Linked DNA regions of Homo sapiens: region 1 is linked to region 2. A link is an interaction called in ENCODE POLR2A ChIA-PET data of the cell type or tissue named here. Cell type or tissue: A673. All regions are shown on one strand. Links, peaks and the distances in the headings refer to the core of each region. The heading gives the core; the rest is flanking DNA. Region 1 overlaps APPBP2 (amyloid beta precursor protein binding protein 2). Region 2 overlaps USP32 (ubiquitin specific peptidase 32).

What was found. Peaks named below come from ENCODE experiments on the same cell type or tissue, not always from the same donor. Only the 100,000 strongest peaks of a DNase experiment are listed, where the experiment ranks them.
Region 1: POLR2A ChIA-PET joins it to region 2 with 7 read pairs; 1 of 35 experiments calls an interaction of 5 or more read pairs at or near these places.

Annotation. Positions count from the first base shown.
Region 1 is chr17:60,432,174-60,447,234 of GRCh38, forward strand. It overlaps APPBP2 (amyloid beta precursor protein binding protein 2), which reads right to left. Exons shown (of 13, transcript NM_006380.5): 13 at 10,985-15,061. It also overlaps the pseudogene RPL12P38 and the pseudogene HMGN2P42. Among named protein-coding and RNA genes, the nearest start is that of CHCT1, 17 kb to the left of the region's middle. In A673, for the core only: no CTCF peak of the experiment used is centred there; no DNase peak of the experiment used is centred there; H3K27ac peaks cover 1,178 bases.
Region 2 is chr17:60,165,603-60,181,942 of GRCh38, forward strand. USP32 (ubiquitin specific peptidase 32) reads right to left here. Exons shown (of 34, transcript NM_032582.4): 32 at 15,722-16,146; 33 at 14,943-15,035; 34 at 11,725-13,826. The coding sequence ends at 13,653. It also overlaps a transcript of CA4 not described here and the pseudogene FAM106DP. Among named protein-coding and RNA genes, the nearest start is that of CA4, 24 kb to the left of the region's middle. RefSeq lists an enhancer at 610-689. In A673, for the core only: a CTCF peak has its summit at 9,315 (motif pointing left); a DNase peak (open chromatin) is centred at 7,879.

The sequences.
Region 1 (15,061 bases), core at 7,047-15,046, 270 kb after region 2:
CACACCTGTAGTCCCAGCTATTTGGGAGGCTAAGGTGGGAGAATCGCTTGAGCCCATGTGTCAGTCTTTTCTCGCACTGCTAATAAAGACATACCTGAGACTGGGTAATTTATAAAGGAAAGAGGTTTAATTGACTCAGTTCCACGTGGCTGGGGAGGCCTCACAGTCATGGCAGAAGGCAAATGAGGAGCAAAGTCACATCTTACATGGCAGCAGGCAAGAGAGTGTGTACAGGAGAACTCCCCTTTATAAAACCATGAGATCTCATGAGACTTATGAGAACAGCATGGAAAAAAACCCACCCTCATGATTCAGTTACCTCCCACTTGGTCCCTCCCACAACATGTGGGTATTATTACAATTAGAGGTGAGATTTGGGTGGGGACACAGAGCCAAACCATACCATACCGCCCCGGCCCTTCCCAAATCTCATATCCTCACATTTTAAAACCAATCATGCGTTCACAACAGTTCCCCAAAGTTTTAATTCATTTCAGCATTAACCCAAAAGTTCAAGTCCAACATCTCATCTGAGACAAGGCAAGTCCCTTCCGCCTATGAACCTGTAAAATCAAAAGCCAAGTTAGTAACTTCCTAGACACAATGGGGTTGCAGGCATTGGGTAAATACACCCATTCCAAACGGGAGAAATTGGGCAAAATGAAGAGACTACAGGTCCCATACAAGTCCAAAATCCAACAGGGCAGTCAAATATTAAAGTTCCAAAATGATCTCTTTTGACTCCATGTCTCACACTGAGGTCATGCTGATGCAACAGATAGGTTCCCATGGTCTTGGGCAGCTCCAGCCCTGTGGCTTTGCAGGATACAGCCCCACTCCTGGCTGCTTTCACAGGCATTGAGTGTCTGCAGCTTTTCCAGGCACATGGTGAGCTGTTGGTGGATCTACCATTCTGGGGTCTGGAGGGCAGTGGGCCTCATCTGACAGCTCCACCAGGCAGTGCCCCAGTGGGAACTCTGTGTGGAGTCTCCTACCTTACATTTTCCTTCCATACTGCCCTAGGAAAGGTTCTCCATGAGGGCTCCACCCCTACAGCATACCTCTGCCTGGACATTCAAGCATTTCCATTCATCCTCTGAAATCTAAGTGGAGGTTCCCAAACCTCAATTCTTGACTTCTGTGCATCCACAGGCTCAACACCATGTGGAAGCTGCCAAAGTTTGTGGCTTGCACCTTCTGAATCTATGGCCCAAGCTGTACCCTTCTAGCCATGCTGGAGCAGCTGGGATGCAGGGCACCAAATCCTGAGCCTGCACACAGCAGGTGAGCCCTGGACCTGGCCCAGGAAAACATTTTTTCCCTTCTAGACCTCTGGGCCTGTGATGGGAGGGGCTTCCAAGAAGGTCTCTGACATGCCCTGGAGACATTTTCCCCATTGTCTTGGGGATTAGCATTTGGCTCCTCCTTACTTATGCCAATTTCTGCTGCCAGCTTGAATTTCTCCCCAGAAAATGAGTTTTTCTTTTTCTTTTTCTTTTTTTTTCACTAGTTGTCAAATGATCCTTTATTGAAATATTTTCCTTTGTGCTTAACTAGCTGGGCATTCCACAGCACCACTGTTGATGTCATCTATGATGTCATGAGGGTGGCGGCCATCAACATTACAACCCACAGAGACTGGGCAGTCCCCAGGATCTCTTTAATGGTTCCAGAGAGTTCTCTGGCTAAGGATCGGTGCTCCATCTGTCGAGCAAGGTTGACGATCTCATCAAAAGTGATATTCCCACTGTGTTTAATGTTTTTCTGTTTCTTTCTGTCTCTGGTGGTTCCTTGAGGGCTTTGATGATCAGGGCAGAGGCAGAAGGCACCACCTCAATCTGGGCCTGTCTGTTCTGAATGGTCAGTTTCACTGTAATCCTCAGGCCCTTCCAGTCACCCGTTGCCTTGGCAATGTCACCACCAACGTTTTTTGGAGACAGACCCAGGGGGCCGATCTTGGGGGCCAGGGCAGAAGTGGCATCTCCGGTGCACCTCAGGTATATGACTTTGATCTCGTTGGGGTCGAACTTTGGCGGCATGGTGGAGGCGGCTGGTGTCAGATGAACCCGGATTCGGGACAACCGAAGAAAGTTGCACCTTGGCCTCCTCCAAGCCGAAAGCCAAGAGCGAGTTTTTCTTTTTCTATTGCATTGTCAGGCTGCAAATTTTGTGAACTTTTTTTTTCCAAGCCAAACTGTATCCAGCTTTATTAAAGATACTTTCCATAAACAGTCATGGTATTTCAGGCAGGACATGGGCAGACAATCATTAACAGTATACAACAACTTTCAAACTCCCTGGATTCTTCAGTGGACTACCAAAAAGAAAGCCAGTATAAAACCCAATGAAGTCTTCATCTGATGCTCTGAACAGGGAAAGTTTAGAGTGAGGGTTGATATTTCACATTCAGCATGCTGTTAACTTTTCACAAACCAACCTTGACTTTCAGGAAGTGAAATGAAAATGGCAGAATTTATCTGAAGATTCACAATCTAGAAATGGAACCACTGCTCTTTTGACAGGTGCCATCTCAGTGGCATCTGGAAAGTCCAGATTGCCTGACACTGGTAACCAATGACTAGGGGTCAGGTCCCAACAGACGTCTGGGCTTAAGGGAGTTAAGTCTATGCTGAAAGATGGAAAGGGAGAAGAGGACATAAAAATAAATTTGTTTTTCCATACCGCAAGCCTTTTGTGCCAAGGTGGCCATGTGTATCAAAGCCAGGGAATCCCTCCTCCTGGGAGCCAAAAGGAAGTCTCTAAAAACTAGAAGGGAAAGGTGTTTTCCCCATATCAATCCAGCTTCGGAGTCATTCTATTAGTGACGTATGCCCCTTCCCCTAAAAACAACAATGAAGTGTTCTGTGTGCTAACAACGTAGCTTAAAAAAAAAAAGTAAAATAAAATTCTGCATTTTTATAAATCTTGATAAAAAATAGTATTTCAAACTGTATAGTCACCAGATGTACACAGTTATCAAAAATGCACACACTTCACTTGGCATCTCCAGCACCTTCAGCTTTCTGTGCCTGATCTGTTTTGGCATCTTCATTTTCTGCAGGGCTATTCCCTCCTTGCCAGCATCAGCTTTTCCCTTTTTCCCTTTGGGTACCTTCTCTCCCTTCTTTGCAGGGGCCATTTTAGGCTTGGGCTCCGGCTTTGGAAAAGCAGGTTTAGCAGACAACCTCGCGGATCTTTTCTGTGGTTCGTCCTTCGTCTTGGCTTTATCTCCTTTAGCATCCCCTTCAGCCTTTCTCTTGGTCATGGTGGCGGCGACGATGGCATTGAGACGTAGGCACTGGGCGCAGGATGCAGCGGCGCGCGGGCTTTGCTCGGTTCGGGGATCGTTCTCGCCTCTTCTTCCTCCAAATTTTGTGAACTTTTATCATTTCCAGGAGGGTAAGTAGGTCCAAACATTCCCCAAAAACACAAATGACATATTTTCCAGGGCTCTGCCTGAGGCAGCAGCATATAGGGTGCAGGGCTGCCCTGGAGCAGGAGAGGCCAGGGCAGATGTGTGTGACTCTTCTCCCTCCCTCCCTCGATTTGTGTTCAGAAGTAAGTATCGTCATAGACTGACAAGGCTAAAATGAATATCAATCTAGTCTCGAAGAAGGAGTTCAGGGAAGCATGAATGGGGGAAGCGGGGAGGAAGCGCCATTTCTTTCCTCCTTAGAGTCATCGCCTCCTGGAAGTGGCAAGATGAGACGGCCAAGGCATAGGCCTGGGGCCAGCCTGGCTTGGCTAGACCCTGACAGTTTTGTCAAAGCAGGGAGGATTTCAGAGAGAAGGGAAGCCGGGCTGGAGGGTGTCCATGATGACTATGGGCTTTCCAATGTTTTCTACTCCTAAGAGATTTCAGAAATGTGGCTGTTTTGGGAACAGTCCAAAAACACGAAGTATCCCCAGTAGTCAAGGCAGCACTGCCACCTAGAGGAATTGTGAGACACTACAGCCTTGTTCTTTCAACCAACATGTGCAAACCAGCGTGTGCAAAAGATGAAGATGAGAGAAGGGAGCCAGGGGTTCGTTTATCAACCTTGAGAACAATCGGGACGCATAAAGGCAAAAATGGACAACAAGTGAGGCTTGGTTTTGAAGCTTTCTTTCTTTCTTTTTTCCTTAGACGGAATCTCGCTCTGTCGCCCAGGCTGGAGTGCAATGGCGCAGTCTCGGCTCACTGCAACCTCCGCCTCCCGGGTTCAAGCGATTCTCCTGCCTCAGCCTCCCAGGTAGCTGGGCTTACAGGAGCGCGCCACCAAGCCTGGCTAATTTTTTTGTATTTTCAGTAGAGACGGGGTTTCACCATGTTGTCCAGGCTGGTCTCAAACTCCGCTGGCCTCCGCCTACCAAAGTGCTGAGATTACAGGCGTGAGCCACCACACCCGGTCAATTATTGTATTTCTTGTTTATTAACTGTCTTCTTCCCTTAGAATGTAAGTTCCACAGGGTTAGAGATTTTTGTCTGTCCTGTTCATTGCTGTATCCAAAGCAATTACAATAGTATTCAACATATAATAGGTACTTAGCAAACTTTTAATGAATGAACCAACCCAAAACAGAGAATTCTGACCAACCACCTCCTCGTTCAGAGGGGAAAACAGAGGCCCAAGAAGAAAGGCGACTTCTCCAAGGTTGTGCAGGAAGTCAATGGCAGAACTGGAACGACAACTCAGACCTGAGGTCCCCCAGGCCAGCGCACTTCCTACATACCAACGACATATGTTTCACCTACTCTTGGCCCACACACTCATTTCTCACAAGATAGAAATAACCCTCAAGACTAAAATGTATTACTTCTTCTCCTTCTTCTTCTTCTTTTTTTTTTTTAAGACAGTCTCACTCTGTCACCCAGGTTGGAGTGTAGTGGTGCAATCTCCACTCACCACAACCTCTGCCTCCCGGGTTCAAGCGATTCTCCTGCCCTATCTCCAGAGTTGCTGGGATTACAGGCGCCCGCCACCACGCCCAGCTAATTTTTGTATTTTTAGTAGAGATGGGGTTTCACCATGTTGTCCAGGCTGGTCTCGAACTCTTGACCTCAGGTGATCCGCCCACCTCAGCCTCCCAAAGTGCTGGGATTACAGGCATTAGCCACTGCGCCTAACCAAAATGTATTACTTCTTCTAGAATTTTTATTTTTTAAAAGTATCTCTACCCAAAAGTATAATGGTGGACTTGGGAACACCAGAAACAGGTTGTTGGAGAGGCTATTGGGAAGTGGGGAGCCTTGGTGGAAATCCCCAAATCATACCTTGGCCTATGCTGCCTTAGGGGTGAGGCTCATCCTAGAGAAAGTGCCTCACTATCGGAGCCTTCGAGAAGGGTCCTTTTCCTTAGAGAATAAAGGGTACTTTCCCTAAAGTTTTACTTTCAGTTTTTTTTGTTTTTTTTTTTTGAGACGGAGTCTCTGTCACCCAGGCTGGAGTGCAGTGGCGCAATCTTGGCTCACTGCAAGCTCCGCCTCCCGGGTTCACGCCATTCTCCTGCCTCAGCCTCCAGAGTAGCTGGGACTACAGGCGCCCAATGGTGCCCGGCTAATTTTTGTATTTTTAGTAGAGACGGGGTTTCACCGTGTTAGCCAGGATGGTCTCAATCTCATGACCTCGTGATCCACCCGCCTCGGCCTCCCAAAGTGCTGGGATTACAGGCTTGAGCCACCGTGCCCAGCTGTTTCCTGACTTTTTAATGATCGCCATTCTAACTGGTGTGAGATGGTATCTCATTGTGGTTTTGATTTGCATTTCTCTGATGGCCAGTGATGATGAGCATTTTTTCATGTGTTTTTTGGCTGCATAAATGTCTTCTTTTGAGAAGTGTCCGTTCATATCCTTTGCCTACTTTTTGATGGGGTTGTTTGTTTTTTTCTTGTAAATTTGTTTGAGTTCATTGTAGATTCTGGCTATTAGCCCTTTGTCAGATGAGTAGGTTGCAAAAATTTTCTCCCATTCTGTAGGTTGCCTGTTCACTCTGATGGTGGTTTCGAGTTTTAAATGGAAGAGGCTCCTAACCGCGAATGTAGTGACTAACTACTGCCTGACCCACTCCCACCCCAGTCTCTCAGGAGTCACCCGAAGTTTCCTCTTTATAATAATTATCACAAATATATGTAACTGAAGAGAAATAGCAGAGTTTTGCATCCATTCTCACTGGATTTTTGTGTCAAACTTGTGAGGGAAACTCCTTCTCCCCATTACAAAGAAAACAGGCTATGGCCAGGCTTGGTGGCTCAGATGTGTAATCCCAGCACTTTGGGAGACCAAGGTCGGTGGATCACTTGAGGTCAGTAGTTCGAGACCAGCCTAGCTAACACGGCAAAATCCCATCTGTACTAAAAATACAAAAATTGGCCAGGCTTGGCGGTGCGTGCATGTAATCCCAGCTACTCAGTAGGCTGAGGCAGGAGAATTGCTTGAACCCAGGAGGCAGAGGTTGCAGCGACCCGAGATTGTGCCACTGCACTGTAGCCTGGGTGACGGAGCGAGACTCTGTCTCAAAAAAAAAAAAAAAAAAAAACAAGAAGAAGAAGAAAGAAAAAGAAAACAGGGGCTTAGGGGCTGACTTAGTTGAGTTGAGATGCTGACTGCCCAAGCTTTTTGACTCCTCCACACACAAGGCTCTGTCTTTTTGATTTTTCTTGTTTTTGTAAACAGACATTTGCTTTTTTTTTTTTTTTTTTTTTTTTTGAGACAGAGTCTTGCTCTGTCGCCAGGCTGGAGTGCAGTGGTGCTATCTCGGCTCACTGCAAGCTCCACCTCCTGGGTTCATGCCATTCTCCTGCCTCAGCCTCCCCAGTAGCTGGGACTACAGGCGCCCGCCACCATGCCTGGCTAATTTTTTTGTATTTTTAGTAGAGACGGGGTTTTGCCATGTTAGCCAGGATGGTTTCGCTCTCCTGACCTCGTGATCTGGCCGCCTCGGTCTCCCAAAGTGCTGGGATTACAGACGTGATCCACCGCGCCGAGCCTTTTTTTTTTTTTTTTTTTTTTTGAGACAGGGTCTCACTCTGTCACCCAGCCTGAAGTGCAGTGACATGATAATAGCTCACTGCAGCCTCGATTTCCTGGGCTCAAGTGACCCTTCTGCCTCAGCCTCTTGAGTAGCCGGGACTACAGGCATGTACCATCATGCCTGGCTAACTTTAAAAATGTTTTTTTGTAGACACGGATTCTCGCCATGTTGCCCAGGCTGGTCTCAAACTCCTGACATCAAGCAATCCACCTGCTTCGGCCTCCCAAAGTGCTGGAATTACAGGCATGAGAATATGTGATAGGAAAAGAGTATACAGACTTGAAAAAAAATAGAACGTTTAGAAATGAAAAATAACTATTCTTGAGCCAGGCACAGTGGCTCAAGCCTGTAATCCCAGCTACTCAGGAGGCTGAGGCAGAAGGATTGCTTGAATCCAGGAGTTTGAAACCAGCCTGGGCAACAGTGAGAACCTGTCTAAAAACAAAACAGAAACACGCACCTCATAGCTAAGTGAAACAGGAGGCAACATCTGGGTCATTCTTAGCTCATAGAGAGAAATAATCAGTCATTACGTAACAGGAAAGAAAAATACTCAAACTATTTAAAGAGCAGCAGGAATGAAAAAGCCTGATTCTGTACTTGGAAAGAATTTAAATGCAAATCAACTTTCACTTGTTACACAAAAGTTCTAATTCAAAAATAAATTACACTAGAGGTTTTTCAAGGCACTTTCTGGAAGTGATCATTCACAGATTTTTTTCAAACTTATGCATCATATTTAACTGCTTGTGCAAAGTGAAGTCTGATTTTTAAAAATTATTGTAAAATACACATAAAGTTTACTGTCTGAACAATATATATTATATATATAGTTGTAAAATACACAAAATTTATTGTCTGAACTATATATTATATATAAAATATATAATATATAGTTATAAAATACACATAAAGTTTACTGTCTGAACAATACATATATATATCTTTTTTTTTTTTTCTTTTTTTTTAGGTGGAGTCTTGCTCTGTCACCCAGGCTGGAGTGCAGTGGCACAATCTCAGCTCACTGCAACCTCCGCATCCTGGGTTCAAGCAATTCTCCTGTCTCAGCCTCCCTAGTAGCTGGGACTACAGGCGCCCGCCACCACACCCGGCTAATTTTTGTATTTTTAGTAGAGATGGGGTTTCACCATGTTGGTCAGGCTGGTCTCAAACTCCTGATCTCAGGTGATCAACCCGCCTCAGTCTCCCAGAGTGCTGGGATTACAGGCATGAGCCACTGCGCCCAGCCCTGTCTGAACCATTTTATATGTAAAATGCACTAGTATTAATTTTCACAGTGTTGTGAAACCAATCTCCAGAACTTTTGCATCACACAAAACACAAACTCTAGATCCATTAGTGCAGTGGTCCCCAACCTTTTTGTCACCAGGGGTTGGCTTTGTGGAAGACAGTTTTTCCACAGATCGGAAGCAGGGAGAGGTGGGGTGCTTTTGAGATGATTTAAATGCATTAAATTTTTTTAAAAAATTGAGACAGGGTCTCACTGTGTCATCCGGGCTGGGGTGCAGTGGCACAATCACGTCTCACTGCAGCCTCAACCTCCCAGGCTCAAGCAACCCTCCCACCTCAGCCTCCTGAGCAGCTGGGACCACAGGCATGTACCACCAGACCCAGCTAATTTTTTGTATTTTTTGGTAGAGACGAGGTTTTGCTATGTTCAGGTCTCGAACTCCTGAGCTCAAGTGATATGCCTGCCTTGGCCTTCTAGAGTGCTGGGATTACAGGTGTGAGCCACTGTGCCTGGCCTCAAGCATATTACATTTACTGTGCACTTTATTTCTATTACTATTACATTGTAATATATAATGAAATAATTATACAACTCACCATAATGTAGAATCAGTGGGAGCCCTGAGCTTGTTTTCCTGTACTAGACAGTCCCATCTGGGGGTGATGGGAGACAGTGACAGATCATCAGGCATTAGATTCTCATAGGAAGTGCATAACCTAGACCCCTCACACGTGCAGTTCACAATAGGGTTCACCTAATGCTGCCACTGATCTGACAGGAGGTGGAGCTCAGGCAAGTGATGGGGATGGGCTGTAAATACAGAAGCTCTGCTCGTTCACCCACCCACTGCTCACCTCCTGCCACGTGGCCCAGTGCCTGACAGGCCACAGATCCCCGGGGGTTGGGGACCCCTGCATTAGGCAACTACTCCCCATTTTCCCCTATCCCCAGCTCCTGGCAATCACTATCCTACTTTCTGCTTCTATGAATTTGACTACTCTAGATGCATCATCTAATAGTATCATACTCTTTGTGACTGTCTTATTTCACTTAGCATAATGTCTTCAAGGTTTGTCCACATTATAGCTTATGTCAGAATTTCGTATATTCTTATGGCTGAATAATATCCCACTGTATGTATATGCCGTATTTATCAACAGGTTCTCATTCTCTTGCCCAGGCTGGAGTGCAGTGTGGTGTGATCACGGCTCACTCAGCCTCAACCTCCTGGGCTCAAGCAATCCTCCCACCTCAGCCTCCTGAGTAGCTGGGACTACAGGTGTGTGCCACCACGCCCAGCTAATTATTTTTTTGTATTTTTTGTAGAGACAGCATTTCACCTTGTTGCCCAGGCTGGTCTCGAACTCCTGGGCTCAAATAATCCTCCTGCGTCGGCCTGCCTCCCAGAGTTAGGAATACACATGAGCCACCACGCCTGGCCTGCCATATTTATCTGTTCATGCATTGTTAAGACATTTAGGTTGCTTTCGCTTTTGGCTACTGCAAATAATGCTGCTACACGGGTATATAAATATCTGTTCAAGACCCTTTCAATTCTTTTGGATCTATACCCAGAAGTTGAATTGCTGGATCATAAGAGTAATTGTTTTTAATTTTTTGAGCACAGGTGATAGTTTTTCACAGCAGATGCAGCATTTTACATTCCTGTCAACAGTGCACAAGGGCTCTCATTTCTGCACATCCTTGCCAACACTTACTTTCTGTAATAGCCATCCTAATGGGCATTTGTCTATAGAAATGTGCGCTTAAAGTAACTGAGTGTGGTTTGCTAACACACTCAGGACAGTATCTGTCACAGGATAAACTCTATGTTGAATACACAGATCAGCAAAGTTTACAAGTTGGAAAGAGTCTTAACACTGTAAGTTATATGGCCATATGGTAATTGCTTTCACAAAGCTCTAAAATGCTGCATTAATACCAAGTGGCAACTCAAACTTTAAGGGAAGGGTTCCCTTGATCTTTGAGCTTGACAGATGAGCAACACTATCCAGGAAATGGCATTCCACAAGGACGACGAAATCGCATGTTCAGAGGTTCAGTCATGGAGATGTAAAAAGAAACATTTTTAAATTCAGTATCACTGAAGGTGGCAGGCAGTGAAGCTGGTGCTGACTATATTCCAAGTGATGGTGGGATTTTGTCTACAATATTTTCTTCCTAATCTTTAAAAATATGGCTTCGTTTCCTACAACTGGTTTCTGAGTCCTTCAGATTTATGCTGTTTCATGGTGAAGTTTTTTAAAGACCTGATTTTACCCCCTTATTCATGTGAGGAAATAAAACACAAAGAGGGCTGGAATGACGTAACTCAGAATCTTCCAGTTCAGAGACAGCTGGAACTGAAACTCCAATCTAGGCTTTTCTTCACTATTCCAGCAGAACTTTACCAGGTCTCATCATTCATCTTCAGCCTTTAGAGTGAGAGGATTCTTAAAAGAATGGTATACTTTTGTAAAGACTAAAAAATCCCTTTGCATTAATGCAGTGCTTTGTCTTTTTCCAAGTGCTTTTCATCAGCACAATCTCCAGATGTTACCATGCGCCTCCTCTGCCACACATCTTAATTTTCTTGAACAAGAGCACTTTTGTTCTAGTTCCAACAGTTTCTCTCACACTGTTCTCTAATAAAAACAGTCTGCAAAGCTTAATCCCAACCAAAAGCAATCAAAACCAAATTGGAAACAGATACACTATGAATGCAGGAACACTATATTTATTAGGTCAATAATTCATTTTTAGCAATACAAGTACAGAATATATCACAATGCTGGTTACAAACATACTTAGTATGGTTTAATAGTTACAAATAACGGTGGGCACTACAAGTTGGTGAGAATGATATGAAAGGTCATCCTGACACAATGAAGAACCGTCTTCAAAAATCTATTTAATGACCTTAGATATTTCTATAGAAATTATTGTGGCACTATTAGTGGGGATTTTCACGTAAAGATTGTTAGTGTTTTGTTTTTAACTGTTCCATTAAGAACTTTTTATTTTGAGCCTATTAAACTAAAATCCCCTGTTGCTTAATAAAGTATAAAAATAGTACTGACCTGGTAATATTTAATAAAACGTAGCATTCATTCACATCATAAAAGTAGAACTGAAAAGTTTTAGTTACCATGGCAAAATATCTTCCCATAAAAGGAATATACAGAAATGAGTAATGTTACACAAACGGTACCTGCAATGGTTATTTAGTGATCCAACACTTAACTGTGCACCACAAACCAAGTTTTCTAGATATCTATATATAGGATATATTTTTAATCTTAAATTTTACTCTTGAAAAACATGTGCACTTCAACAAACTCACTAAGGCCACTCATGCTATAGATACCTAGGATTGCAATTAAAGAATAGTATTATGCAATAAATCCTAAAGCACACTCCTTCTGATTATCAACAGGGTAAAACCAGTTTTCTGCCTAAAACATTCCTGAGATTTATGGACAAAAGAAGTACTGTTGAAGCTGGAGATTAATCCAAATGTCATATTAACAACAAAAAATTTCCTAGCCAGGCGTGGTGGCAGGAGCCTGTAATCCCAGCTACTCGGAAGGCTGAGGCAGGAGAATCGCTGGAACCCGGGAGGCGGAGGTTGCAGTGAGCCAAGACGGTGCCATTGCCCTCCCAGCCTGGGCAACAAGAGCGAAACTCCGTCTGAAAAAAAAAAAAAAAATTTCCTGGCAACTAAGTTCCTCCACAGCCAAGAGGTGAAGTACACATCCACTTCTAAAGCAAAGATAAAACCCCAAAAACTTTGTACTTATAGTGTTTTTCCAGTAGTAACTTTGCCACCCAGAAGAAAAGCAAGCAGCAAGGCTACAAATTCTAGGGAAAACATAAAAAGTGGCAGTTAATGATACCTGTTATGAGCAAATCATTATTTCTATGTATAAAGTTTCAGCCAAAGGCTTCAATCATGTTTTGGCATGTGTTCACTGCAGTTTTCTGTCTGCACTATTAAGGAGCAGCCAAATGGCACCTTCATTATTTCTAAGATCGCAGCCTCTGTACTTAATTTTCATAAAATTATAAACTTTTCCCAACAGGCTAGGAACAAAGGTCTTTCTCAAATTATTTTCACAAGTGAAAAAATACCTGGGCAGGGGTTACTACAAAGCAATAGTGAGCCAATTTTTAACCAAGCAGAGACAGAGATTTGATGGTAGTAAGGGTCTCAATCCCTTTGGCAAAGTCAGCTTTGAGGATCCATAAAGATTATGCTCTAAAAATTCCAATTGACTCTATTAAATGGAATGCAGGCATGAGTGGCCACCTGAGCGACACATGCGAGTGCTGACGGAGCTCCCTGATGCACCCAACTGGAGTAGCACCGAACTTTAGGAAAAGACTGGGTAGAAGAGTCAGAGAAGGATGAGACCAAAGGCCCCTAATTTAACATAACTTTGCTGAACCTCCAGAAAAATCTTTAAGTTGGCCAGGGCTTCCTTACGCACCTCACCATATGTAAAAAGTTTGCGCAAGTTAACTTATTGTGAGATAAATTTTATTATTTTCTTCAAGATTTTTAAGAAACCCAATAAATCATAGTGGCACACATCTAACTTATCCTAAACATCCCTACTTAAAGGATGAATCTTACACTTAAAGTCATAGGGTATTATTCTTCATTAGAACCAGAAATAATAGCACATTAAGTCATATCCCTAACCAAAATGGCAATGTTTTCTTAAGCTAGAGTGTATGCATTAAAGTATATGGATTTACAAAAAAACTACATTAAAGCAGTGGTGATAAGGAGAAACTGCCAATAATGATGTTTCAAAAAAACACAACTGGCTGCCAATTGACATTATCACCCTGTGATCCTAGGCTTCTACATACCATGTTGTTTTATCACTGAGTGTGAGCTAAGTTGAGTTCAAATGGAGTTAGGGAGGATGAGGCTGTAAGTCATTTGTTTATTTTTATCCTAGGAAATGCTGTATGTGCACAAAACCAAAAAATACAGATTGAAAAAAAAACTTCATATGGAAACATGTTTCAAAATATTTATTGAAAAACAATTTACCATGACATTCCTATACCACAAACATACCACTGGATTCTAAATAACCAATAAAAGTATACAAAGCCTATCCTGAAAATATCTTTGGAGGTATTAAATATATAGGCCCATGAGGATAGAGCTGAGTAACTTAAAAATGTTAGTCCTTGGTCACAAAGACTATTTGGTAATTAATAAAGAAGTGCCTCTTGACATTAGACTGCAATTAACTGAGGGGTGGGGGGCAGCTTCATAAACTGCAAGTACGTCAATTTACTCTTTCCAAAATTTAAAAAGAAAATAATTCGATTTGAGGAGTAAACTCAGGTTTCTAAATCACACAGTTACCATCTTAGGGTGTGGGTTTGCTTCATCTCTTTCAGTACATCCCCCAACCAACCCCCTCCTAGGGAACTTAAATGCAATGGCTCAAAACTAATAGGACTGCAAATAACAGCTTCAAACAAGGTTGGGAAGTTCAAAAAAGTGCTTAAAATATTAATAAAATTTGAAATCTACAACTTTTCTGTACTCAATGTGGCAGACAGCTTAGATTTTTTTCCCCTCTCACCCAACATGCATGTTAAAAGAAAACTAAAATTCAACACACATCCATTCACCCACAGACTACTCCAAGCATTAGCTAGGAGCAACATCTTTAACAGCCAAGTCATGAACCCCTGAAAATAGGGGGGGAACCCAGATTCTTAACTATAGAAGCATCAGATGGGCTACTACAGTAAGAATTGAGGTAACAGCAAAATACCTTTTTGTTTCTTGAATTGCTACATGTCACAAATTCTTAAATTTGATTATTACCTCATCATTAAATAACCTGACTGGCTTACAAAAAATCAAATCAAAACCCAATAAACAGAAAGACAAGTTAGTGAAATAGGTGTATTATTAGGGGATCTTTCCATTTGACTCCTAGATTTCAAATGAAATGACCTAGTTGTATTACTATTTACCATAAAAATGGAGGATTTTCTAAGACTTATTTTTGGGCATTCATTTTCATTAATCTCCATAAACCATACAGTAACCTAACATTTCCATCTGAACATGAACTATTTCATGACACACAGCCAATATACTTGTTAACTGCATTGATTATTAGGGCAACATTTAAAATGAGGGGGATGGCTGCAGCCGATATTTATAGACTTGCTTATGGCACTGCCATCTGTGTACCTTGACTAAAAATATGCCATTGAAATTGCCAAACTTCCCTAATTTGGTATCTATTACATAATTTTTGCATTATCCTTTTTCATTATACATCTAAATGAAATCATTCTACTGATAAAAGTATATGTAGGATCTAAAATAATAATCTAAAGCCTCTGGTCCAAGTAACCACCTTCTACATTAGGCTGGTCCTTTTTAGATCCTCCTGGTCCTGTTAGCAAATGCTATCAGAGCATCTTGCATTGTTGTACCAAAAAAAAAAAAGTCAGAAGTGCTGGTCTATCAGATTTTCTATTACATTACAGATCAACACTGGTCCAGTTCAGATGAATCTGACAGTCCTTTCCTTGTAATATAGAGTGGTTGTATCCACTTATCTGGGCAAGGTAGAAAAACGTAAGTCGGGATGTCCCTCTTTTATTAGTACTTGTGTTAACTTTTCTATACTGCATATAAAGATTTTCCGCATAAAATTTCTTTACACTACAGTATTGAATACCTCCACATGGAAGAATTACATATTAAAAAGTTGTTAAAATCATCCTTACATAATAAGAATGCAACTC
Region 2 (16,340 bases), core at 3,684-11,683:
CCCCAGGAGCCGTGGGATTACACACATGTCCATCTCTCTGCTTCTGGCTCTGTCCCTGGCTCTGCCTCCCACAAGCCTATCCTGTGTAGAGTTGCTGCAGGCTCCCCCAGCACAGGATGAGTGCCTGCCCCTGTCCCCACCCTTGGCTTCAGTTTTGTCTAGATGGGTTCACCTAGACAAAATACAGGCTGCCCAGTTACATCTGAATGTCAGATAAATAACAAATCTCTTTTTTTTTTTTTTTAGTATATCCCTAAATTACATGGGACATAGTTACACCAGAGCATTATTTGTTATTTACCTGAAATTTAAATTTAACTGGTTGTCTTGTACTTTTATTTACTAGGTCTGGTGACCCTACCTCCATCCCACTTATAAGAGGAAGACTGAAGCCAAGAGAGAAGGGTGGGCAAGAGAAAGAGACTGACAGCCCAGGCCTGCTGCCACTCCTTCCTCCTCCCGGTCACCTCCCTCCCTAATGGGGCACACCTTCTAGTAACTGATAACAGACTGATCAAGGGGTTTTCCCTCCTGTGTGATTCTGGTGTTGGGCTTCCTGTGGGCAGGGCAGCTGGGAGGGCATTGGAGGCCCATCTGCCTGTAGATTTCCTCCTCGCTGACTCAGCCTCCCAAGTAGCTGGGATTACAGGCACCTGCCACCATGCCGGGCTAACTTTCTGTATTTTTAGTAGACACGGGGTTTCGCCATTTAGCCAGGCTGGTCTTAAACTCCTGAGCTCAGGCAATCCTCTCTCCTCTGTCTCCTAAAGTGCTAGGATTACAGCCATGAACCACCATGCCCGTCTTGAATTTTTGACTGTGTGTCTTTAGGATAGATTTCTATAAGTGAAGTTTCTGGTTCAAAGGGTAAATGCCTATGTAAAATTGCTAGATATTGACACATTCCTCAAGAAACTAATTTCTATTGCATCTGGCAAAATTATTTGCTGTGCTTTATATAGCACTTAATCCTTAGAATAACAGTCAGAGATGAGTATGTCTATTTTCTTCATTTTCAGATGAGGAAACGAAATACACAGGACATAAGGCTAACAAATAGAGCTGAGATTTGGCCAGGTGCGGTGGCTCATGCCTGTAATCCCAGCACTTTGGGAGGCCAAGGGGGGGGCGGATCACCTGAGGTCAGGAGTTCGAGACCAGCCTGGCCACATGGCGAAACCCTGTCTCTACTAAAAATACAAAGATTAGCTGGGCATGGTGGCATGTGCCTGTAATCCCAGCTACTCTGGAGGCTGAGGCAGGAGAATTGCTTAAACCTGGGAGGTGGAGGTTGCAGTGAACTGAGATGGTGCCAACGTACTCCAGCCTGGGTGACAAAGCAGGACTCCATCTCAAAAAACAAAAAGAAAACCCCCCAAAAAACAAATAGAGCTGAGATTTGAACCCAGAAATTCTGATACTTGAGTCCGCACACTTACAATTGCTACATTGTACTGCTTTTCTGAAGAAAATTGAGAGGTAAAGGAACTTGTCCCTTGCCAGCGAATGAATGACAAAATGGGGAATTGAACCCAGATCTGCAAACCCAGCAGTCCTTGCTGCTTCCCTTATACTGAGTGCTGCTGGCCTCCAAGTGTTTCTTGTTCTGTGTTTCTACATGGACGCTTACAGGGAAGCATGGGTGCAGAAATCGCCAGGCCAGTCAAGGACGCTGGGATGTGTGCTGACCCTAGCCCTGGAGCGCTCTCCCCCACCACTCCCCGCAGTCTTGCTTCCTCTTGTGAAGTCTACGTGCTAGCCAAGACCCAGCCTGTGAGGCCTGACCTGATCTCTGCTCCTTGTCTGCTCCCCCAGCAAGAGTCCCTGAGGAAAAGAATGGGGAATCACGTCTTAGTCATCAGAGCATCGAAGTGCCCAGGCCAAGGCTGGCCACAGAGAGGGAGGGCAGGTGGCAAATGTTTGCAGCACGAGTGAATAAAAGGAAAAATGATAGCAAAGAATGGAACTACCAGGCACCATTCCAGGGCTGGGACTAAATATTTACCTTGCCCATTGGGCAAAGATAAGCCTGGTTTTCCAGGCTCTATTTATGCCAGCTTTCCTTCAGGGGCTGACACAGTCAACCTGGTATCATTACAGCTTGAACAGCGGTTTCCACATGTGGGATCTGGGTGTACAAGGTGCTTGATTCTCAGATTCTGCTATTCCCTAGCTCCATGTGTCTTCCCAGTCCTTGAGCCCTAGGTGGCTTTGCACCTCCATTCTGCTGCCTGGTCTGTCCCCAGTCTCCATGAGGCTATTGAATCGGGGTTCATTCTACTCTAGATGAAGCTGTGTATCCTCGTTTAGCCCCTGAGGTCAAGCCACATCAGGAGCTGCTTACAACATGACAGGACAGACTTGCCTGGGTCTACTGCCTCAGTGGCCTCCTGCGAGACACCTCTCTTAAGGGAATAGGGTTGGGTATGACAAGCTGGGTCCAAGTGAAGCTTCAGAGATGTAGAGATGTAGAGATGTAGAGATGTAGGGGAGGAGGGACTCTGAGTTCAGTGTGGCAACCACTCAGCCTCTGGGACTCACACCAGGGGCATAAGGAGAATGGAAGCCGCATGTGGAAAAGGGAAGGGTAATTTCTTTTTATTTTTTGGGGGGGCGTGGGGAAGGGTGATTTCTTTTTTTCGGGGGGGAGGAGGAGGTGGGGAAGGGTGATTTCTTTTTTTGGTGGGAGGAAGTGGGGAAGGGTGATTTCTTTTTATTTTTTGGGGGGGAGGTGAAGAAGGGTGATTTCTTTTTTTGGGGGGGGCAGGTGGGGAAGGGTGATTTCTTTTTTTGGGGGGGGCAGGTGGGGAAGGGTGATTTCTTTTTTTGTGGGGGGCAGGTGGGGAAGGGTGATTTCTTTTTTTGGGGGGGCAGGTGGGGAAGGGTGATTTCTTTTTTTGGGGGGGCAGGTGGGGAAGGGTGATTTTTTTGGGAGGGGGTGGGGAAGGGTGATTTCTTTTTTTTTTTTCGGTGGGGAGGTGGGGAAGGTGATTTTGTGGAAATACGAACAGCTCTGCTTTGGGAAAGCCTTCGTGGAGTGTGAAGGGAGCAGTGAGCAACTCTGGCCCCTGGTGTCCTGCCTGGGAGGCAATGCCTAGAGGCAGTGGTCACGTTGGGTGAGGGGTGCCCAGAAGATCGGGTGGTCCCTCTCAGAGGACACCACGTGGCAGCTGAAAGGACTAGTTGAAGAGCACACTTGAGATACCCTCTGGAGGCTGCCATCAGTACTTTGAGGGAGAGTGGGTCTTTGCAGGGGGATAAAGGAGAACCAATGAAACCTGAGTCATTACAGCGAGTGACCTTTCACTGAGCCTGAGGCTGCTATAACCAGGAAAACACAGCCAGTGTGGAAGCAGATTCACAACCAGGCACGGTGACTCGCGCCTGTAATCCCAGCAGTTTGGGAGGCCAAGGTGGGCAGATCACCTGAAGTCAGGAGTTTGGGGCCAGCCTGGCCAACATGGTGAAACCCCATCTCTACTAAAAATATAAAAATTAGCCGGGCATGGTGGTGCATGCCTGTAATTCCAGCTACTTGGGAGGCTGAGGCAGGAGAATCTCTTGAGCCTGGGAGGCGGAGGTTGCAGTGAGTTGAGATCATGCCACTGCACTCCAGCCTGGGCAACAGAGAGAGACTCCCTCTGTCTCAAAAAAAAAAAAAGCAGCAGCAGCAGCAGCAGCAGCAACAGCAGATTCGCAGATTCATGGAGATACTACTGCTTGGAATTTGGTGATGCTTCAGGGAGTGGGGCCGGAGCTGGCCTATGCTCCAGACAGGCATAAACTATCAACGTAAACACAATTACACCTAAGCCTCTGCAGGCATGGTGCTGATGCTGCCCCCTCCCAAGGGGGTACCATCTGGGTGGGTACAGGCCCTGGAGGCTGACTTTTTTATTTTTTTTAAGATGGAGTCTTGCTCTGTCACCAGGCTGGAGTGCAGTGGCTCAATCTCGGCTCACTGCAACCTCTGCCTCCTGGGTTCAAGTAATTCTCCTGCCTCAGCCTCCCAAGTATCTGGGACTACGGGCATGCGCCACCATGCTCAGCTGATTTTTTTGTATTTTTAGTAGAGATGGGGTTTCACCATGTTAGCCAGGATGGTCTCAATCTCCTGACCTCGTGATCCACCTGCCTCAGCCTCCCACAGTGCTGGGATTACAGGCGTGAGCCACTGCCCCCGGCCAATGCTGACAATTTTCAAGTCAGCTATGGAGTTTGAATTTTCCTCCAAATTTACACTGGCTATTTCCCCAGTTCAAATTAGGCCTGACTGGTTTCTCTTTCTCTTTCTTTTTTTCTGAATACATATCAGTTTTGGATTGAGGCCTAACATTTCCACTACCATCCAGAGGAGAGATGAGAAAACCAGAGTTGGGCTCTTAATCCCAGGGGAAAAAACAATGGGCTGCTCTGGAACGCTGCAGAGTCAGGGTTGAATGAATGCAGGAGCGGGGCAGGCAGCTAGGGAGTGTGTCGGCCACGTGATGAGCCTGCCATGGTGTCCAGATGGACATGTGGTATTTGGTTTAAAGCCCACGCTACTGGGGCATAAACAGCTGAGGATAAATGATCAGACTCAATTGTTCTCTCCTTTCCCAGGAAAGGCCAGGAAGGAAAAGGCCCCAGTTTAAGGGAGAAGGCATTGTCCTCAGTGGATGAAGCATAGTCAGGTAGCCCGGTCTGGCAGGGGGCCAGTGGGGAGCACGAGATTCTCATGGCTGCTGTGGCTGGTGGCCGCCTTTACAACAATAGCATATTGGACTCCTGTCCTTCCCATCCCACCTCTGAAATGATCACACCCATGTTAAATCTCTGATAAGATACTATCAGATACTCCAAAGTCCAGTTTGGAACTACAGTCTTTGCTTGACTCAATCCAGAATCCTTTCTCTCTCCCTGGTCCTATCTCCCCATCTAATCCCCCTCAATTCTTCTTTCTATCCAGCTGCTAAGGTCCCTGGGCCATCAGAAGCGAATAGAACAAACCTAAGACATCACTCTCCATCAAGAGGCCTGCATGACTCTTTATTTACATCATCTTCCAGGAAGAGGAGGAGGAGCTGCTTTGGGGACACCCACTTCCTCTCCTTACGTAACAACACACTGCATTTGCACAAGTGTCCTTGGTTGTAAAGGGTTCCACACTCACTTTCTTATTCAGGGCTTATTACAAGCCTCTCAGGTAGCTATGGTCATGGTACCCTGATCCCTTGTCAAAGATGAGCCCACTGAGGCTCAGGGTGACTACCGTTGTGCCAGGAGTTGCTAAGTGGTGGATCACAGACTCCAGTTCAGGGGGAGGTAGGGTGGTAAAGAAGCAGCTGGATGAACCTGGGTTTGAATCCTGCTCAGAAATGTTCCATCTGTGTGACACCACAGGCAAGTGACTTAACCTGATTGAGCCTCAGCTTCCTGATCTAGAAAAAAGGGTGATCATGCATCCCTCATAGAGCTGTGGTGAGCATTTACGAATCACGAGTGAAACATGCATAGCATGGGGTTTGGCAGATAGAAGTCCAGTAAATGTCTAAGCCCATCTCCAGCGTTTCTTCTGGTTCCAAGCTCAGGACTATCCTTTAAGCTAAGTGGTAGATACTCAATGAACGTGTTTTGGATGATTTAGCCCTCTCCTTTCCCCCATCCCTCCCCAAGTGAGAGGATGTTTATTTGCAGCTCTGTGCTGCAGAGAGCTCTGCAAACAAGGATTGGCAGCAGTAACTTTCTCCAGCTGGCACAACAATGAAAGGCCACAGGCCCTGGGGCTGCTCCCTATGGATGTCCAGGGAACAGAGGCCAGGCAGCAGGCTGACTGCTCCGGGCACTCCCTGTGGCTTCTTCACTCTAGCTGGCTACCCAGTATACTGAGTAGCAAAATGGCCTTTGAAAAGGCCCACCCTGTGGCCATGATTTCTAGCAGACCAAATGAGAGTGTTCTCCTGGGAGCACTGTCAACTCCTCTTGCTGGAGACAATTCTCTGGGAGCTCCTCAGACCCTACTGGAGCACTGTGTGCTTGGCTTTCTGAATGCTTAGAGGTGACAGGTGCTTTAGCAGACATCCAATCCACAGCGGTTGCCCAGGCAGCACTACACCCCCCACTGTCACTTCAACCGGAGTAACTCCAACCTCATCTGCTTTAGCTATGGGTCCTTCAGGTAAATGTGGCTGGAATGGCTGGAAGAAAGGGTCGGGTCTCAATGTTGTTTCAAAATAAAAGCTGAAGACAACTGACCTAATGCAACTCGCTCAATATTCACAGGGGGAACCGAGGCGCGGACAAGGCAAGTGACCCCCAAGGTCATACAATTCTGCCAAGTGCTGAGCAAACACTGCGGACTGGACTTCTGGTCTACTGCTTTCCATGGCATCAGCTAAGATGACTGCTCTGAACCTGGGGCTGCGGCAGCCTCTGATGATGGCCGTAGGTATCTCCTACTCCATTCTGGAGGCTCCCTGCTGATCCCTAATGTGGAAGTCCCCCTCTTCCTCCCCAGTTTGTAATCCCAGTGGGCACTGAGGTTTGGCCATCAGCAGCAGAGGATCCTGCTACAGATAACTGAAGGGTGGTACTGAAAAAACCATCAGATCAGCAGAGAAGCCCCGTCCCCTTATCCCCAAGGTCCTTGGACAACTCCTCCAACCAGGCACATTTTTCCTTCCTGGGCTGCACTCAGCTGTGACTGGGCTCCTCTCTCTGGCATGCCTCCTCCCTGTCCAGAGCTCTTCTAGGTTTTCCCCCTTCTGCCTCCTTTTTTCTTCCTCCTCCACTTCCTTCAGTCTTCTTGGGGCATTTCAAGCCTAGCACCCATCTGTGAGTTCCTCTTGGGCTTGTTGGTAAGGTCTAAAGTTTGTTATCAAGAGAAATTCCAGCCAAAGTGGATTGTGAATATGAAAAAGAGAGAAATTACAGCAAACAGAACTTATGTTTATAATAAAATGGTCTAAAATAGATACATATGTGCCGTGTGGTGGCTCACACCTGTATTCCCAGCACTTTGGGAGGCTGAGGCGGGTGGATCACCTGAGGTCAGGAATTCGAGACCAGCCTGGCCAACATGGTGAAAACCCGTCTCTACTGAAAATACAAAAATTAGCCAGGTGTGGTGGCGTGCGGCTGCAATCCCAACTACTTGGCAGGCTGAGGCAGGAGAATCACTTGAATCCGGGAGGTGGAGGTTTCAGTGAGCCGAGATAGTGCCACTTCACTCCAGCCTGGGCGACAAGAGTGAAACTCCGTCTCAAAAAAAAACTAAAATAGGCCGGGCACAGTGGCTCACGCCTGTAATCCCAGCACTTTGGGAGGCCGAGGTGGGTGGATCACCTGAGGCTGGGAGTTCAAGACGAGCCTGACCAACATGGAGAAACCCCATCTCTACTAAAAATACAAAATTAGCTGGGTGTGGTGGCTCATGCCTGTAATCCCAGCTACTCAGGAGGCTGAGGCAGGAGAATTGCTTGAACCTGAGAGGCGGAGGTTGTAGTGAGCTGGGATCGCTCCATTGCACTCCAGCCTGGGCAACAAGAGCGAAACTCCGTCTCAAAAACAAACAAACAAACAAACAAAAAAACTAAAATAAATAAATACATAAATAAAATGGATATGTATTTATACAAACCATAGAAAAATGTTTGGCAACTATCCCAAGATACCTGACAATGTGAAATACTTTTATTACAACTGGCCTGACCTTCAAAGGCCTTCACAGCTCCTGCCTTCCTGTTACAGTCTACTATGTTCCTCATGCACCTTCCACTCAGCACAAACAGGCTGCACTGCCTCTGAAACGCATCACTTGAATCCTGCCTCTGCTCCTTTGTCCATCTGAATCACCCTCTCCACATTTCTGACCCAGTAATCCTAATCTCACTTTATGAGGCAGTTCGCTTCCCTTTTGCATTTCCCTGGGGTACACTGTCAATAGCCTAGTGTCTGATGTCATCAGTCAGCACTTCATCAGAGGCAATTATGTCTACAGAGCTTTTGGCTAATTACTGTCACTCCTTACATGTGTGCATATGCATATCATCTTTCCCTAATGAGACTGGAAATAATGATTCATTCCCTGGAGCAGTGGTTTCCATAAATGACCAACCCACAGACCAGTGCAAACTGGCTGTGAAAGAGCTTCCTCTGAGGAACTTATTAGAATGCAGATTCTTGGACTGCATGGGAGAGGAGGATCTCATAAATCTGGGTGTAATAGGCACAGAACATTAGGTGTAATATGGGCAGGACTCTGGACTCAGCATATCCAACAAGCTGCTGGCTGATTCCGATGATGCCGATGAATTGCCAGGTTGGGAACTGTTGCCCCCAGAGAAACTAGCAGAGAGCTCTGTACGTGGTAGGTGCTCACTCCCCTATTGTTTGGGTGTATGCCTCCTGATAATGAACTTGAACATAACATTATTGTTATATTATGCCTGTATTGTTTCCTTAAGTGAGGGAAGAATGCTTTTGAGTACCTAATAGGTGGCAAGCTCTGTGCCTACTTACATACATGATCTATTCCTTTTAATAACCTTTGGAAATGAAGTGGTATTTTCACTGGGCGTTAGAAATCTGAAAACTTTCGTTTACAGCTGTTGCAACAGCAGAACTAGAATGTGACCTCCGACATAATGGGCTCAAAGTCTATGACCTTTCTGCTCACCAGAGGGCATGAACTGCTGGTTTGTACCTGGCTTGCAGATACCTTCTTTGGGCAGCACAATGTTCAAAGTTAAAAAAATTTACCAACACTTCTAAACTGGATACTTTGTATTAATATCTGGGTTTCTGGCTTCTCTTCATGGGAAAAACAAAACAAAACAAAAGGTTTGGTGAACACTGGGGCCCACATTCCTGCAGGACAACAGTCACATGGAGCCTTTAGATGGGCATGTGCCTAGAACACACTAGAGTCCCCATCGCTCCCCATTCTCTTACATTCTATTCCCAACCAGGTTCTTATAGGCCTGGGTTTGTGACTGCTGCACACTTATCTACTCTCTTGCTTCCCACTGGTCAGGAAGTCTGGCAAACTTAAAAGGCCTCTTTTTGTTGCTCTCTCCTGTATGGATCTCTGATCATAGAGGTGTGTGCATTTCTGTCTTTGTGATTTCAATACTAAGGAAGCCGTTGGTACATTATCAAGAGAAACTGGGATCGCCACTCCCCAACTTACACATTCTGGTGTGTCCCAGTAAAATTCTGTACTCAGCCTCCAAACTAGCTGGGAAAAATGTGGCAAATCATCTACTTGCTCCAATTCAATGGTGTTTAGAAGTAAGAAGTCACTGTGAGCAATGCCACCAAGTGGTGGAGAGACTCCATGCAGACTCACCACCTTCAGCCAGGGAGGCTGGGAGGCCGAAGACCTCTCTCAACGCATAGGGCCATTCAGAAACTAGAAACAAAATGCTTGCCCATCTCCCTAGGCCAGTCCTTCCGAGGCTTTTTGAGACAAGGTCTCACTGTCACCCAGGCTGGAATGCAGTGGCACAATCAAGGCAACCTCAACCTTCTGGGTTCGAGCGATCCTCCCACCTCAGCCTCCCGAGTAGCTGGGATGACTACAGGCATGGGCCACCACACCCAGCTGATTTTTTTTTTTTTTTTTTTTAGTAGAAATGAGGTCTCACCATATTGCTCAGACTGGTCTTGAACCAGCCCATTTTTAGCTTTTTAAAAGACAGCCTTGGCCAGCCATGGCAGCTCACACTTGTAATCCCTGCACTTTGGGAAGCTGAGGTGGGCAGATAGCTTAAGCCGAGGAGTTCGAGACCAGCCTGGGCAACATGGTGAAACCCCATCTCTACAAAAAATACAAAAATTAGCTGGGTGTGGTGGCGCACATCTGTGGTCCCAGCTACTGGGGAGGCTGAGGTGGGAGGATTGCTTGAGCCTGGGAGGTTGAGGCTGCAGTGAGCCATGATTACCTCACTGCATTCCAGCCTGGGCAACAGAGACCCTGTCTCTATTTAAAAAAAAAAAAAAGTGTGAACCTAGGAGTTGGAGTTTGCAGTGAGCCGAGATTGCGCCACTGCACTCCAGCCTGGGCGACAGAGTGAAACTCCGTCTCAAAAAAAAAAAAAAAAAAAGGAAACCTAAAAACAGACTGGCACTTAAAAGAGTTGTGCTTCATTTTTTGACTTTCTGTATTAATTTTCTGTTTGTTCCTTTCCTTAAACAAGCTGCCACTGCTGCTGATTGAACATGTTTCATTTTATACATTTTTTTTTTTTTTTTGAGACGGAGTTTCGCTCGTTTCCCAGGCTGGAGTGCAATGGCGTGATCTCAGCTCACTGCAGCCTCTGCCTCCCGGGTTCAAGCAATTCTCCTGCCTCAGCCTCCCAAGTAGCTGGGATTACAGGCATGTACCACCACGCCCGGCTAATTTTGTATTTTTAGTAGAGACGGGGTTTCTCCATGTTGGTCAGGCTGGTCTTGAACTCTCAACCTTAGGTGATCCACCTGCTTTGGCCTTCCAAAGTGCTGGGATTACAGGCGTGAGCCACTGCGCCTGGTCCATTTTATGCATTTTTAATGTGTATTCTCGTTTTTGGAAAATGTGAACAGAGGACTATTAAACTCTTTTAGCATCAGAATAGCAAGGAGGTAAAAAAACAAACAACAAAACAAACAAAAAAAACCCTCTTTGTAAAATAGGATTGAGTATCGTTGGATTGAGCACTTACCAAGCAACTGTGCCAGGCATTTGTGTCCTTCATTTAATTCTTACAAGCCTGAGTGTTCGGTATTTTAATTTTATAGGTGAACAAATAGAAGCTGAGGGTGAAGGACCTACAGCTGTCACCTTCATCTCTTCTCAACACTGCCAACTGTCTCCTTGGATCTCCCAGACAGACGACTAGGGACATCTCTGGTTTCTCGGTGCTCCCTAGAAACCTAGGGTCATTTCAAGGCATTATGCAAATGAGCTTTCCTTCTCTTCACCTCATCTCCTGATCTGCACAAAAATGACCGTAGGACCCACTGTAGGTACCAATGTAGGCACCAATCCTCAGTTTACCACCTGCTCTCTACTTGCTTCCCTGCCATAACTTTCTAAAAGGGATGTGAGCCATGTTTAAAGTCACCTGGTCACTGGAGGGATCTTGTTCTACACTCTACATCAGTGGTTGCCAACCTTTTTGGCACCAGGGACTGGTGTTGTGGAAGACAATTTTTCCACGGACTGGGGGATGGGGGGAGTGGTTTCAGGATAAAACTGCTCCACCTCAAATCATCAGGCATTAGATTCTCATAAGGAGCACACAACCTAGATTGCTAGCAGGCACAGTTCACAATAGGGTTCGTTCTCCTGTGAGAATGGCATGCCGCTGCTGATCTAACAGAGGCAGAGCTCAGGTGGTAATGGGAGCAAGGGGGAGCGGCTCTAAATACAGCTTGCCGCTCACCTCCTGCTGTGCAGCCCAGTTCCTAACAGGCCACAGATGGTACTGGTCTGTAGCCCAGGAGTTTGGGAATCCTGCTCTACAGAGTTTCCAACCTCAGAGATGAAGCATCCCCTCTGTAAGTCAGAAAGAAATTATTCAAGTAGGAGAATTAAAACAGGATCACAGAGAGGGAGGCTGAAGAATTTGTCTTTCTGTGTTTACTTGTATGAGGAAAAACGGCACATGGAGGCATCCACAGTATTTAATTTGTTTGTATACTAGTTACAGATAAACAGGTACACCCCATATACAATTACCAATACTTTTTATACAGTTCATATTTCGGTACATCAACACTATTTTATTTACACTCTATTTATGTACATTAACATCTTTCTAAAGTCAGTGCATTGTCAACAAGTTTTATACAGTAATTTACAAGGTGAATGTAGTTAATAGTTAATTTAATAAATTTTCTGCTAGTTCATGAATTAAAAAAATTAATTACAACCAGTATAACAAACACAGATCAAACAACATTAGTAGATTGAGCTACCTGCTTAAATAAAACATCTGTAAAGAAATTATTTAAAATCTTCCACTTTTTAATGGGAATGGACAGATTTTATATACTGAAAATCTTGAAACTATAAAGTATGCATTTTGTCTGACTTTATTACATTAGACAATTTAGGCCAGTCCTACCTACTTGCAATTATATTTTTTCTGAAAAGGATTTCAATTTAGGTAGCCATTTAAGATAACCTTTCCAAATGCTCTGAGAACTAGATATTAATAGTTACTGGCCTCAGATATCAGAACACAAATACTTAGTTACATTGGTAATTACTATCTATGAGGAAGAAAGGGTAGTGGAATCTGACAATTAATGAGAATCAACTTGCAGGGTCTAAATGAATAAACAAAGACCAAAAATAAGGTGAAACATTTCCTTCAAGTATATATTAAAAAACTACACGAAAAAAATGCTACCTGAAATAAATAATATTTATACTTTTGTTCCAGTCTTGATTAGAGAAAAAAATGAAGTAAGCAAAGAAACATAACTTTCGATGACTACTGTAAAATTTAAAAAAAAGACAAATATCAAAATAAAAAAATTAGTGGACATGCAAACAAAGCAAAACTAAAGTTGACTTCCTAAAACCACCAATTTCATTAAATACACTTATGAACTCCTAATGTCTGGGATGTGTTTTGTTTGTAATTTATAGCCCTTAGAGCCATCAAATACACACAAGCAAGTTCATTTGCATGTGTTCTCTCTTTTTTAAAGTGCAAGACAAACACAGAAAAGAACAACCACTAATTGTGAAACGTGATCTAGCTCCAATGCCACTTACCTTCCCAGAAGCTCTTGTTGCAACAGGTGCATGTGAAGATGGTGCAAATATTGGCAACTGCTCCCCTTCCCTCAGCATGGGTGGGGCCGGGGGTGCAGAATACATTTCTGAGGATACTTGAAGTATCCTAAATGTAAGATGCCTCCACTGGGAGGGCCATGGTAGCTGGATTTCCCAGGATGCTGTTTCTTTCTACTGGGTCTCCCACAAGGCTCTGGGTGGAAGGCACACAGCTCTTAAGAGAGCCTCCCTTTCAGACTGACCACTATATGCCCCTGCCACCAATGACTGGTTGTGTCTCAAACATAAATACAACGGCAAAAACAAAAAGCAAGAAAGACAAAGAAAGGGTATGGAAACAGTTTAAAAAATAAATTGAAAAATCCTCGTCCATGCCTTAAGAATCATTTGCACACCTTCGTGATCTTGCTTTCTCCATCTTGTCAATATAATGGAATAAAACTTCAGGAAAAAGGAGGTAGCATATCATGTCGTCCCTAGACAACATTATAATTGTTTGTTTTTTACTCTGACTCCAAGGAAATCTTTAATATTTGTTATGATTATGGTAAACTCTATACTCACTACATATTTGTTCATATCTGGACAAGCACAATTGAATTCTTATTTGGTCCCAGGTGGCTGGTGCCAAACCTTTTGTTTACAGGCTAATGGTGGGATCTGCCTGAAAGTTCTCTATCGGAGAGCTTGTATGAGACTTCAAAATAAAATGATTACTACTCTTAAAGTTAACTATTTTAATTAGAATTTTTATTTTGTGCTTCAGGGCCACAGGATAAAATAACTACATTTAGCTTGCCTTTCAGTGACGCTTTTGCCAAATGTCAGCTACAAGGAGTCATCTCCCTCACCGCCAAGCTGTCTAGCAGCCAGAGTGGTAGCTTTACTGTAACACACAGTACTTTTTGTAATCAGACTCAAAGTCTTCATCCATACTGCTTGTGTCTGCCATCTTTTTGCCATCAGTCTTTGGCAGAAATTGTGCATAGTCTATCCCCTGCTGCTCATAGAAAAGAATGTAGGCAGAGTCGGTGTCAATTTCATCCGGGTGAAGTTCCTGAAAGGGCAAGAAAAACCTTTAACAAAAAGCCATCACTACTATGGCTCTAAATCCTTGCCAGGAAAGGGAAGACCAACCCTCTGTAATTACTAAACCTGATTGCTTCCAATAAGCTCACTAGTTTGGCTGTCTCACACCTGCCCCTTTAAGATGAGCCCCATTATTTCCAATGTTTGCTTTGGGGAAAATATTTTGACCATAGACAAGTCAAAAAAGAATGACCTAAAACCTCATCAAATTCTATTTATTTATTTTTTTGAGATGGAGTCTCGCTCTGTCACCAGGCTGGTGTGCACTGGTGCGATCTCAGCTCACTGCAACCTCTGCCTCCTGGGTTCAAGCGATTCTGCTGCCTCAGCCTCCCGAGTAGCTGGGACTACAGGTGCGTGCCACCACGCCTGGCTAATTTTTTGTACTTTTAGTAAAGGCGGGGTTTCACCATATTAGCCAGGATGGTCTCGATCTCCTGACCTCATGATCCGCCTGCCTTGGCCTCCCAAAGTGCTGGGATTACAGGCGTGAGCCACCGTGTTCGGCCCAACCCCATCAAATTCTAACAGTCTAGAAGATAGGAGTTTTTGCATTAACTAACTCCTGTTTTTTTTTTTTCTTGAGACAGAGTCTTGCTCTGTTGCCCAGGCTGGAGTGCAGTGGCGCAGTCTTGGCTCACTGCAACCTCCACCTCCCAGGTTTAAGCCATTCTCCTGCCTCAGCCTCCCGAGTAGCTGGGATTAGAGGCACGCGCCAACACGCCCAACTAATTTTTGTATTTTTAGTAGAGATGGGGTTTCACCATGTTGGCCAGTCTGGTCTTGAACTCCTGACATCAAGTGATCCACCTCCTAAGCCTGCCTCAGCCTCCCAAGGTGCTGGGATTACAGGCATGAGCCACTGCACCCAGTCAACTAACTCTTTATTTTTCCTCACTACTCATGTTTTCATTCCCTACTCTGCATATAACTTTTGTTCCTTTAATACTGACAGCATCTATATATTGATTCTAACAGAAATATCTATTTCCTATTCAAGAGATAGTCCATTATTTCAACAAATGTTCCCCAGTTCTGTTGATATTCTGTTTCTAACTTTCATTCAAAGACTGAGAATGTTTACCTTACAGCTGCTGTCATTGTAACAGTACCACTTGCAGTTTGGGTTTTTGGCATAAGTGACGTAATGGCCCCCACCCAGAATTCCTGAATGGCACTGTAAGAGATAAGAGAGTGGAGGTATGTTAGCAGTTAACTGTACTATGGCCAGGGTATAGCACTAGGATCTGAGCAGGAGAACACTGATCATGTAAATGATCAGTAGGTGAAAAAATATTTTAGAACCCTCTAACTTTTTCTAAAACCAAAATAAGCAAAAAGCAAAATACAAAAGTCATAAGCTCTAAGTCTTGTGTGGATAAACAATCATTTTATAATTGTAATTACTATTATTATTATTATTATTATTATTATTATTTTGAGACAGGGACTTGCTCTATCACCCAGGCTGGGGTGCAGTCGAGTGATCACAACTCTCTAAAGACTTGACCTCCTGGGCTCAGGTGATCCTTCTGCCTCAGCCTTCCAAGTAGCTGGGACCACAGGCACATGCCACCATACCTTGCTCCATTTTAAAATTATTTCTAGAGATGGGGCCAGGCTGGTCTCAAACTCCTGGGCTCAAGTGATCCTCCTGCCTCAGCCTTCTAAAGTGCTGGGATTGATTACAGGTGTGAGTCACCACACCTGGGCAGGCCAAGATTTCTGTGTTAACTTTGTCTATCACTAAGCTCAATGCTAGGAAATAAGCAGGACCTGAAAAAAATACTTGCTGATGAATACATGAAGACAAGTGAACAAAACACAGACCACTCTCTGAAAACCATATAATAAACCACTTACCGAAATTGCATATAGATTATAAATAGGCTTAATACGAGTATCTTCTCTTTGGTCATCAGTGCTGTCTTCTTCACTGTGGTTTCCAAGCTGACCATTGCTGTAGCCATTGCCACATGCTTCATGCTCATAAAGGAATCCATTGGCCAAAGCTACCTCATGGTCCTGAGGAGTGACCAACTCTGGTTGGCTGCCCCCCAGCACATGCCCTCGACTCAAGGCGTCAGCCAGCTCACATATCTGCCCAGCCCCATTTTCTTTGCTGGCATCCAAGTTCTCTTTACTACTTGACAGTTTATTTTTGCTGCCAATCTGGGGCAGCCGGAGCCTCCCTTTGCTCCTCCCCAAAGTCCGTGGGCTGCTATTAGGGCTGCTGTTTTTGCTGGAGGGACAGCTGGTTCCACTTTTTCTTGATGAAGAAGGAGAACCTGTGAACAGGACAGAAGAAAAGATTCACAAATTCAAATGCCACAAAGTAAGCCAGCCCCAAATGCTACCTCTGAGGTTAGCTTCACAACTGTACACACAAAGGTAAAGACAGGGCAGTCGTGACTGGCTACTCTTTAGTTCCTATTATGTAGCCAGTAAGTTACATTTTTGTCTTCTTCAATGCCAAGTCCCT